Regions from separate parts of the Homo sapiens genome. Here region 2 is linked to region 1. Evidence: chromatin loops called from intact Hi-C (ENCODE). Cell type or tissue: HepG2. All regions are shown on one strand. Each heading gives the region's core, and the rest is flanking DNA. Links, peaks and the distances in the headings are about the cores only.

Region 1 (5,380 bases), core at 223-5,222:
AGCTAAAAGAAAAACAGACTTCAAAAATGGTGTCTCCAGATTGTTTTCACACCTTTTTGGAAGATAATGCAATCATATGGGTAACATAGTAAGAAAATTCAAGGATCATATAAAAGATATGGTTTATTCCACTATCACATGATTCTTGATGCCATCTCTTATTCTCCCATTCTATTATTTTAGTCCATTTCTACCATAGTGAGAAATAACTGGCCAGCTGTGGTGGCTCACGCCTGTAATCCCAGCATTTTGGGAGGCTGAGGCAGGGGGATCACCTCAGGTCGGGAGTTCGAGACCAGCCTGGCCAACATGGTGAAACCCCATCTCTACTAAAAATACAAAAATTAGCCAGGCATGGTGGCAGGTGCCTGTAATCCCAGCTACCCTGCAGGCTGAGGCAGGAGAATTGCTTGAACCCGGGAGGTGGAGGATGCAGTAAGCTGAGATTGTGCCACTGCACTCCAGCCTGGGCAACAGAGCAAGACTCCACCTCAAAAAAAAAAAAAAGAGAGAAATAACTGATTAATAATGATAAAATAATATCAAGAAAGAGAAAACAGCAAAATGTTTCCAGATAAAGATAAAAAAAAATACCATTAAGATGTGATCATGCAGCCATGCACTGCTTAACAGGGACACATTCTGAGAAATGCATCACTCGTCTATTTCATCGTTAACATCACAGAGTGCACTTACACACACCTAGAGCGAAGCCTACTGCACACCTAGGCTATATGGTATAGCCTGTTGCTCCTGGGCCACAAACCTGTGCAGCGTGTTACTGTAGTGAATACTGCGGGCAAATGAACACAAAGGTCAGTTTTTGTGTATCGAAACATATCTAAACACAGAAAAGGTACACTACAGATAAAGTAGTGAAGACAAAAAACTGTACACCTGTCTAAGGCATTTACCATGAGTGGGGCGTGCAGGACTGGAAGTTGCTCTGGGTGAGTCAGTGAGTGAGTGCTGAGTGGCTGCGAGGCCTGGGACATTACAGTGCACAGCTGGAGACTTCACGAGCACTGTGCACTTAGGCCACACGACATTTATTATTATTAATTTCCTTCATCAGTAATAAATGAACTTTAGTTAATGTACCTTTTTTACTTTATTAACTTTTTAACTTGACTTTTTTATAATAATACTTAGTTTAAAACTCAGATACATTGTACAGCTGTACCAAAATTATTTTTTCTTCATTTTCTTATTCTATAAGCTTTTTTCTGTCTTTAATTTTTTTTTTTACTTTTTCAACTTTTTTGTTAAATGCTAAGATACAAACACACACATTAGCCTAGGCCTACACAGGGTCAGGATCATTCATATCACAGGATCATCAATATCACATTAATTCCACCTCCACACCTTGTCCCACTGGAAGGTCTTCAGGGACAACAGCACACAGGGAGCTATCGTCTCCTCTGATAACTATGCCTTCTTCTGGATACCTCCTGAAAGACCAGCCTGAGGCTGTTTTACAGTTAACTTTTTTTTTAAATAACTTTTTTTTTAGAAGTATTACATTCTAAAATAACGATTATAGTATACTAAGCACTTAAACCAGTAACACAGTCATTTACTATCATGATCAAGTATTATGAACTGCATTTCTTACAGACCGGCAGTGCAGTAGGTTTGTTGACACCAGCATCAGCACAAACACGTGGTTAATGCATGCTGCTAAGACATTACAATGGCCATGATGTCACCAGGTGAGAGGAATTCTCCAGCTCGCACACAGTTCTGTGGTATACGCCATCCAGTGTTGACAGAAACGTCATTATGTGGCGCAGAACTGTATATCCTGGATTCCCCACAGATGCGGTGGGTCCATGTGGTAACTGCAGGCTAGAATGCATTTTCTTCTATTTTTTAAAAATAAGATTTTCTCCTTGTTCTTTGAAGAACAGGATAAAAATCACAAAACATCAATCCTTATAAAATAGTTTGAAATGTTCAAACATCCTAAAATGGACACGAGATTATGCCTTTCTTCAAAACAAAAGCAAAGCGCAGAGCATACCTGTGCCGGAATGCAAATCCCTGCGGCCCTCCTCAGGAGACCACAGAAGAACCCTATCTGTCACTGCCCCCCACAAAAAAGCCAAGCATGATGACTGTCAGCTGAAAACATTAATCTCAAGAACAGCTGTACACTTAGAGATTTTGAAACAATTTTCAGTCCCCAAGACTAGTCTCATTCGTTTATTTTTGTGAGTTTGCTTTTTGGTGAGTAGTTTTGTTTTTACTTTGAGTTAAAAACTTTAAAACTGCTGCAGACTAGGTCAGTGTGGCTTACGAAGAGCAGGGTAAATACTGCTCCTTGCCAGCCTGGTAAATACTCAAGAATAACTTTCTGCCCTACTGGGCTGTGTGTCCTCGCAGAGTGAGGCTCCCGTTCACACCTGATTCTTTTGTTCAGGGCTCCATTGCAGAGCCTGAGCGGTTAACTGACAGCCCTTGTCCAGAATCCGACAGAAAGATCCATAATTACCATGAGTCTGTCTCACGCTCCGCTTGTCAGGCTGTCCGCCAAAATTGTTTGGTAATGGAGATCATCAAAGGAGGATGGGAATGCCGGCCCTGGCCCCAGGCCCCAGCGGGCACAGTTCATTAAAGAGATGTGCTATGTACTGTTTGGGGCACTGCCTGTATATTCTGAGTTGCTTCTGGAGGAATCCTGAAAGCTCCCCAGCAGGGAGGCTGTGCGGGGAGCCACGAGGGCATGCAGAACCACGAGGAGCCTGGCCCCAGGACGAGGGCGTGCAGAACTGCGAGGAGCCTGGCCCCAGGAAGAGGGCGTGCAGAACCGCGAGGAGCCTGGCCCCAGGAGGACCCACCACACTGAGGCTCCCAGGCCTCACCCAATCACAGCGCAAAGGCAACAAGTCCCTACAGCCATCACAGGTGAGGGGACAACTCAAGGAAAGAACCATGAGTGTCAAGGTGACCAGCACATGCCCGGCACCCTCTGGCACCTAATAAATTCTCCACTAAGGTGGAACAGTGCTGAGGATGAGGCACTCAGAGCCTGGCATTAACTCAAAAGCTGATGAGGACAGAATAATCCAATGCTGACAGTGATCAAGTGACAGCAAACAGTTGCATAAGCACAGCGCTTCAGAGTTCAGAGGAGGGGCCAGGAGACAGCACAACAGCAAAGGCTACAGAGTCATGGGTTCAGAGTTCAGAGGAGGGGCCAGGAGACAGCGCGACAGCAAAGGCTACAGAGACACGGGGTCAGAGTTCAGAGGAGGGGCCAGGAGACAGCACAACAGCAAAGGCTACAGAGACATGGGTTCAGAGTTCAGAGGAGGGCCCAGGAGACAGCGCGACAGCAAAGGCTACAGAGACACGGGCATCTTTGAGGAAGAGAATGGGATAGAAGGACAGGGAGGAAGTCTAACTGGTTCCAGCCCACAGACGGCCCATAGCACAGCAGCAGAGCCGCCTGGGGAAGTGACCGCTGCAAGACTCCTAGACTCGGAAAGGAGGGGGGCGAGACGGAATCACAGGGAGAAATGTCACCCAAACTTCGAGCTTTGAATCCATTTAATGACTGGTCATTTTCCAAGAACTTTCTGAAGCTTCATGGTTTCTAACTGTATTTTCAAACTGCCCATACGGCCCTTGTGACAGGGGCTGCGGGGGAGTGGGGGTGCATCTGAATTCACTGTGCGAACTCAGTAACCCAGAGGCAACTTCAGGATTATAATTTTTTTGACTCACTTTTTAACAAGAATTCCCATTTTTTCTCATGTACTCCAGGATATCACTTAGAGTCCTGAATGTTCAACCAAAGTTTCTAATTTGCTGAAATACAGGGGCTTCGTCCCAGCCCTCTGAATGTGAGCTACAGGAGAGAAGGTGCTAATGTTGGACTCTACTCTGCTTGGCTGACATCAGAGGTAATATTACTTGTACCTTCTTAAGGCCACTTTCGAAACCTACTGATGCCTTCATTGCTTGGGGAGTCATATCAGTGACCAGCTGTGCCTGACACACAGATGACTCACCCTGAAAACCTGCATGATGAGACACTCAGAGGAAGCCCAGCACACCCAGGCCCCTATTGAACAGAAAATCAAGTTAACTGAAACCACCAAACCTCTAACCATGATATCAAACAGCTTTCTAAAGGAGACTCACCTCCCCTCCCCACCCTCTCCCTTCACCAGGCAAGCTGGCCTTGTGAAAACGCTGTGGCCACCACACGCTGATGGCCCCTGAGCCCAGGGAGGGCCCCTGGACAGGCGAAGGGTGGGCAGACCATATTTCACATGAGCTGCTCCCTCTCCAGCAGCGTAACACCAACACTCGAGGCAACGCTGAGCGGGGGCGGCACGCATTGCCCTGCACTGAACCAGAGAGGAGACAGACTTAGAGCAGACCCTTCCTGGAAGTGGGTGACGTGTCCCCGGGCTAGAGCATGGACGCGCCTCACCCTCAGGACTCCATCACTACTGCCAAGGGACTGCAATGGCAGAGTCCTTGCCGTCTTATGAAGTGAGTCCTAAAAAAGAAGAGTCTTCCCCAAGAGTAGTATAGACGATTTGGGGGATGGTGAGAGACTCCTGCTCTCTCTGGCAAGTGAAAGGAGCTGCAATTTGCTGACAGCCAACTGCACACTGGAGTCTTTAACTTTCCTAACAACCCTCCAAGATACTCACTACTCCCACTGGCCCGAGTTTACGGCACTGAGAAAGGGTGCGTGCCCACGCGTACCACACACCCCAGAGCACGAAGGCTGAGAATGTAACCGAGGTTTCCAGGACTCCAAAGCCCAGTGCCTTCTGCTACGCACTTGAGTGTCTCCACTTTTGATAAACACATAACTCTCATGTCCTTTTTCCCTGGTACTTAAAATTTCAAGGTAAAGTAGATTCCTTAGTTATCTGCAAAGAGAAAATTTAATTTTGATCATGAAAACTACAAATCCTTACTTGGATCATGAGAAATAAAAAGTCTGCAAACTCACCCATTCACTGGGTCAAAAAGCCTTGCCTGTGCCATTTTGTTTTTCCTTTCGAGAAGATAAAGATGGCAAGAAAAGCAAATAGAAAAAAGAAAATATTAAAAGGCACATATCAAATATAAACTCCCACACCCCACAAAGTGGGAGTCCAGCTTTCTCAAGTGTGAAAAGGCTAAACGCTGGAGACCACCTGGCCACACAGCCTCAACTCAGCCTGGCTCATCCCCACACCCCTGTCCCCACCTCTGCTTCCTCTCACACTAAAGCTGTGTTTCCCAAGACCAGAACCAAGCCACGTGTGGCTACTTAATTTGAAATAAATGAAAATGAAACAGAACTGAACCTTCAGTGGTGCTGGTCACATTTCCCGTGCTCAGGGGCCACGTGGCTGCAGTCAACACC
Region 2 (5,380 bases), core at 234-5,233, 140 kb after region 1:
CCTGCAGGGCAGGTCTCATGCTCCCTCTACAGCTGACGAAACAGGTAGGTTGAGCCACTTCATGAGTAAGGACACGGCCAGCCATCACACTGAGGGCCTACTCCAAGGCCGCACCTGCTTCCTCCTGTCACCAAGGGCCCAGGCCCCTTCACGGCTGCCCTAGAGCCACGGACACCAAGGGGGCATCTACTCGTATTAGTGCTGCCAAGGTGTACGGCTCCAAACTTCTGTTCATGCCCTCCCAACCCCCAAAACACCCTCTCCCGCTGACCTCCATCTATCAGCACGCTCTCATAAAGCCTAGACTGGATGGTCACCCCTCAGGGGAAGTGGAACACAGCCGTGGCCTGGCCCCACTCCTTGACGGACGGGTCGTCGTGCCTTCTGTCCTACCGTTCGAAAGCCTTGAGGGCCAGAGCTGAGCTCCACACACAGTTTGCCCTCCGAGGCCCCACTGCTGCGAGGCAGGCCCTAGACGGTCCTCAGGAAACTGCGTGTTCTACATGTTACCAAATCGCACTACCATTCACCAGATACATGTGACCAACTTGAGTGTCATTTTCCGGGGCTTCAAAGCAGGCAGTCTTTGTGTGAGTAAATATTGAGCCAATGCTAAGAGTAAAATGAGCTATTAAGTTCTATTTGCTACTTTCATCCCCAGGCTCATAACAGAGCGTAAGCTAAACAAAGAAAAACAGCACTCCGCTGGACAGAATGATATTCAGCAGGTAGACTCATTTCTGTAGGCACTTCTCACATCAGTGATTTGCTTCTCCAACATTGGCAAATATTTGCCACTTACGTCTTTCATGTAATGTGAAGAAAGTACATTCCACTGTCTTCCAAAGCTATCTTAACTGCCTTATAAAAACAGGCAATTTACTGGCGATGTTTTCTCTTGCTACTAAATACAAATGCAGTCATCGTTTAACTTTGAAAGCTCTGCATTTAGCTTTTTGGTTTTAGATTTGATATTTACATAGAATTATAAAGAAAGAAAAAAACCCACAGTCCCCTCAACCTAACAAAATACTTGATTTTTACGTGCTAAAATCTAGCCCTACATACTCCCATCTTCCTACAAGTCTTGAAAGCTTTACTTTTAAGTGTGATTTTAATTTCCAAAAGTTGGTTCAATTACAAAGTCCTCCAGAATGCTCCAGGTGGGTACTCAGAGCCTGACCCAGCACAGGGTTCCCATCAGGCAAATCTTGCTTTCACCAGCTGTCTCTCCTCCACCTGCCTACTGCTGGAAACCACAGGACACAACCAGGAAAACATCTGTAAGTCCTTGACTCGTCAATGACCACAAAAGTGACCATATACGTCAATAGCACAAAAATCAAGTGAGAAGATAAAAAGGCCAGTTCAAATGAACGTAACAACAACCATAAAAATAACTAACATTTTTGAGTGTTTAGTATGTGCTAGGCACTCTGTTAAGCATGTCATATGTACTATCTCATTTAAACTGCAAAATGAGCACCGCTTTCATCATGTCTATCACGCAAACAAGAACTCTGAGAGCAGGATCATCACCAAGCTGGCTCAAGGTCACGTGGCGAGTAACCAGTGGAGCCAGCTCTCCACACAGGCAGCCCGGCTCCAGGACCCACTCTCCCAGGTGCAACGTGGTTCTGAATCTCCACACCACCCTGGAGGCAGGAGAGCCAGCAGAGAAGGGGCACTGGCATGCTAGAAGAGGAAGTGGCCAAGATGGGTACGTCAACTACAAGACTAGACTCCCGTAAGCACGATCTACCTTTATCTCCTGTCTTGGTGGGTGACACCTCCACACCTGGTGCTCTAGGCGAACTCACAGACCCATCCCCCACACTGCCTTCTCGCCTCACCCATGGCTAGGGATGCTCTGTGTCACCATCACAGAAGGAGGTTCAGGCGCCTGAAGAAACGTTCTCAAGTTGTTTGTAATAATAGCAAGTTAGGAATAACCCGCTGCCCAACCGCAGGGGCTGGTGCAGTCAAGTCGGGGGAAATCCATAGGATGGCATGTTACAGGGCACTCTAAAGACTAAGGCGGTTCTCCACGTACGCCATGGGAAAATGTATCATTCCCTTAAAAAGTGAGGTGCACAACTGCCTTGCCGTGCAAGGGGACAAAGAAATACACTGTAGAAATGCACAGACCCCAGAGCATCTCTCTACAGAGCACTTCATCACCAAAGGAAAAAGGGGAGCTCTTCAGTGGAAAGAGCTGGCAGACGCCACCTCAACCAAGTGATCGGAGTCCACATCTTCAACGTGAGGACCCACCAGCACCACGTGCCCCCGCTGTGATGACCAAGGAGAACACGAATCCCTTCAGTGATGTTCCTGCCAAAAATTATCAATCAGAATCTCATTGTGGGCAAACATCAGACAAGCACAAACCAAGGGACATCCCACAAAATCACTGGCCCGTGCTCTGCTAAAGTGTCAAGATGGAAATGCAGAGACCGGCAAAGCTGCTGCGCCAGGTTAGTGGAGAAGACAGAGGCGTGACATCCAAATGGAACGCATGGTCCCCACTGGAGTCTGGACTAAGAAAAAAGAGGGAAAGGACATTACTGGGACAACTGGCAGAATGTGACTATGGACTGTGGATGAAAATAATACAAGTGTTAAAATAGTACTGTGTCAACGTTAAATTTCCTGATTGTGACCCCTGTGCTGTGATGATACTGAGGGAATGTCTTTGTGCTTAGGAAATATGCAGCGAAGGTTTCAGAGGTAAAGGGATATATCTCCAACTGACTCTCAAATGGTTCAGGAAAAAAATGTATATATACACACAAAAACAGGCACACACATGCAGAATGGTAATGGGCAAACGTAAACAATTGGTGATTCTGGGTACAGAGCATATGGGAGTTGTTGGCACTATTCATGCCAACTGTTCTGCAAGTTTGAATTGCATCAACACGAAACGTTTAAAACAACAGATGCATGGGCCATCGCTGGAAGGAGACACCTCGAGCTGTGGAAAGGAAGGGAAGGTGGGGGCTGGGACAGGCCTCATTTTCACATACACCCTGCTGTGCTGTGTCATGTTATAACACATGCAAGTGTTGCTGTTTCAAAAAAAAACAAACATAAGGAAGAAACAACCACCCACTCTGAGAACTCTACTCAGAGCTGTGTCCTTCTAGCCAGGAGACCTTCCAAGAGCCCTCCCCCGCCTCGAGAACACAGCTTCAGCCATGCCCTTTGAACCGCTGCTTCTGCCCGGAAACCCTCTCCCTGCCCTGGGCTTGAGCGTGAAGGCCCGGCTGCTGCAAGCTCCTATATGGCCCCTGCATGGCTCCTGCGTGGCTCCTGGCGGCCCATCCGCGTGCGCCACTCGCCACCTCCTGGCCAAGCCAGGCGTTGCACCTCTGGCTCTTAGAGTGCCACAGTGACACCAGTCATAACTGTGTGATACAGGTTTGTCCCCTCAATGAAGCAATCTCATGACCAAGGCCACATTCCGGTCCTCCCGAGAGCTCCAGCGTCTAGCAAACACCTAGCCAGAGTGGCACTCCACAAAGATGAGATAGGGAAAGGAAGGACGTGGATTCAGCAGGAATTCCACCAGAGGAACTGAAAGCAAGTGCGTTCCACAGAGCCTGGCCACGGCAGTCCACATGGGCACTGCGTGTGCCTGGAAGCAACTCGCGCAGGAAGAGTCACACTGGTGACTGTGCTCTGCCCTGTGGGCCTGCCCCTCTGCCCCAGCCTCACCCCTGCCCCCTTGCAGGGCTCACAGCCTGTCACCCTCTGATGACTGCAAGCCCCATGGTAGGAAAGTACAAAACCAGCAGATTGAGTTGATGGTCACCAGCGCTGTGCCCCCATGAGCCACTGTCTTCAGAATACTGTCAAGAACAAGGATGTCCACCTGGCCAGCCTCGAAGGGCTCACCAAGGGCAGCAATAATAAAGAGTGCAAATGGGACAACAGGAAAACAGAATGGGCCAGGCGTGGTGGATCACGCCTTAAGCCCAGTGCTTTGTGAGGCTGAGGCAGGAGGATCTCTTAAGCCTAGGAGTTCAAGACCAGCCTGGGCAACACAGGCAGACCCGTATCTGTAGAAAAAATTGTTTAAAAAATCTGGTGAGCATGGTGGCACAATCCTGTAGTCCCACATACTCAGGAAGCTGAGGCAGGAGGATTGCTTGAGCCCAGGAATTCCAGGTTGCAGTGAGCTATGATCACACCACTGCACTCCAGCCAGGCAACAGAGTAAGACCTTGTCTCAAATTTTAAAAAAAGAAAACAAAAAGGAACGCAAAATACATTTTCAAATTGCATGGGAAAAACATTAACAAAACTTGTCTAAAGCACAAATTGCTACTACCTTAGTGACTGACTTGAAAATATTACATGAAAACATCACCTTCCTGCAAGGCAAATTACACACGGACGCGTGTGCATTACATAAGCATACATAGAATCCTTTAAGATGTGATCTATTTCAGAAACAGCAAGAAATGTCTGTGTGTGTCCTCCAGAGGGCAGGGTGCTTACCAAGGTCCGTGTTGGGGCCGGCAAGCAGCTGCTTGAACTTGTCGAGCCGGGAGGCCTCTCTTTCGCTCAGCGCTGAGCTGCTGAGAGTGCTGGGGTCAGATGTGCCACCCAGCGTGACGGTGGCCGAGTGTGGGAGAGACTGGGACCTCTGCAGAGGGGCGGCATCGCTGGCACTTTCTGCAGGGGTGAGAGAATGGGGGTGAGGGTGAGGGCGCTCCTCCCGACTACACGTTCCTCCTTGCTGTGCCACTGTCCCTTTGTGAATGCTGATGGGTCCCTTCTTCCCATCACTCAGCAGTGGGGACCTTGGTTTCTTGAGCAATAACATGGAACTGACACCTTTGAAATTCACTCGCTTCACTGGCAGAGTATTATTCACCAACAAAATGGACCACCTTGCATAAAAGCAACACAATGACAGCCAGAAAACTCCAGGGCCCCTCGGGCTGTGTGGAGGTCAGGCTCCCACCAGTGCCTGGGGTGGCAGATCAGGGCCTGCCCAGGTGACATGACCCAGAGGGTCTGTGTAGGACGGTGCCCTCGGGTCAGCCAGGCCTGAGTGCGGAGGGCAAGCCCGTGAGTTACCATGAGGGAAAGGAGAAAGCCTGCAGAGGTGCTGAGGACAGAAGGCAACAGTGGGGACACAGCAGGAACCAGGGCGCTGCGAGGGCTCTCACCTGCCATCTCAAGAGCGTGCCCAACCCCGCCACCTGCCTGGCCCTCCTGGGTCTCACCAGTGCCCTGGGAGGAAGGTCCCACAGGGACCCTCATCCCAAGGAAACAAAGGAAGCCAGACAGGTGAGGGATGGCACCTTCCCAGACCCCACCACAGGCAGTGACCGCAGTGGCACTAGAGTACAAGCTGCCCGCCCTC

Evidence for each region. Peaks named below come from ENCODE experiments on the same cell type or tissue, not always from the same donor. Only the 100,000 strongest peaks of a DNase experiment are listed, where the experiment ranks them.
Region 2: a loop joins it to region 1, with 5 times the contacts of the local background. A loop is called at or near these places in 1 of 110 quality-filtered maps.

What each region holds. Positions count from the first base shown.
Region 1 is chr22:46,933,717-46,939,096 of GRCh38, reverse strand. The region is part of intron 8 of TBC1D22A (TBC1 domain family member 22A); the gene reads right to left. Among named protein-coding and RNA genes, the nearest start is that of TBC1D22A-AS1, 20 kb to the right of the region's middle. RefSeq lists enhancers at 2,677-3,242, 3,609-4,808, 5,342-5,380. In HepG2, for the core only: no CTCF peak of the experiment used is centred there; DNase peaks (open chromatin) are centred at 2,566, 3,196 and 3,996; H3K4me3 peaks cover 2,454 bases.
Region 2 is chr22:46,796,747-46,802,126 of GRCh38, reverse strand. It overlaps TBC1D22A (TBC1 domain family member 22A), which reads right to left. Exons shown (of 13, transcript NM_014346.5): 4 at 4,507-4,683. Among named protein-coding and RNA genes, the nearest start is that of TBC1D22A, 37 kb to the right of the region's middle. RefSeq lists an enhancer at 3,310-3,810. In HepG2, for the core only: a CTCF peak has its summit at 3,348 (motif pointing left); DNase peaks (open chromatin) are centred at 606 and 3,416.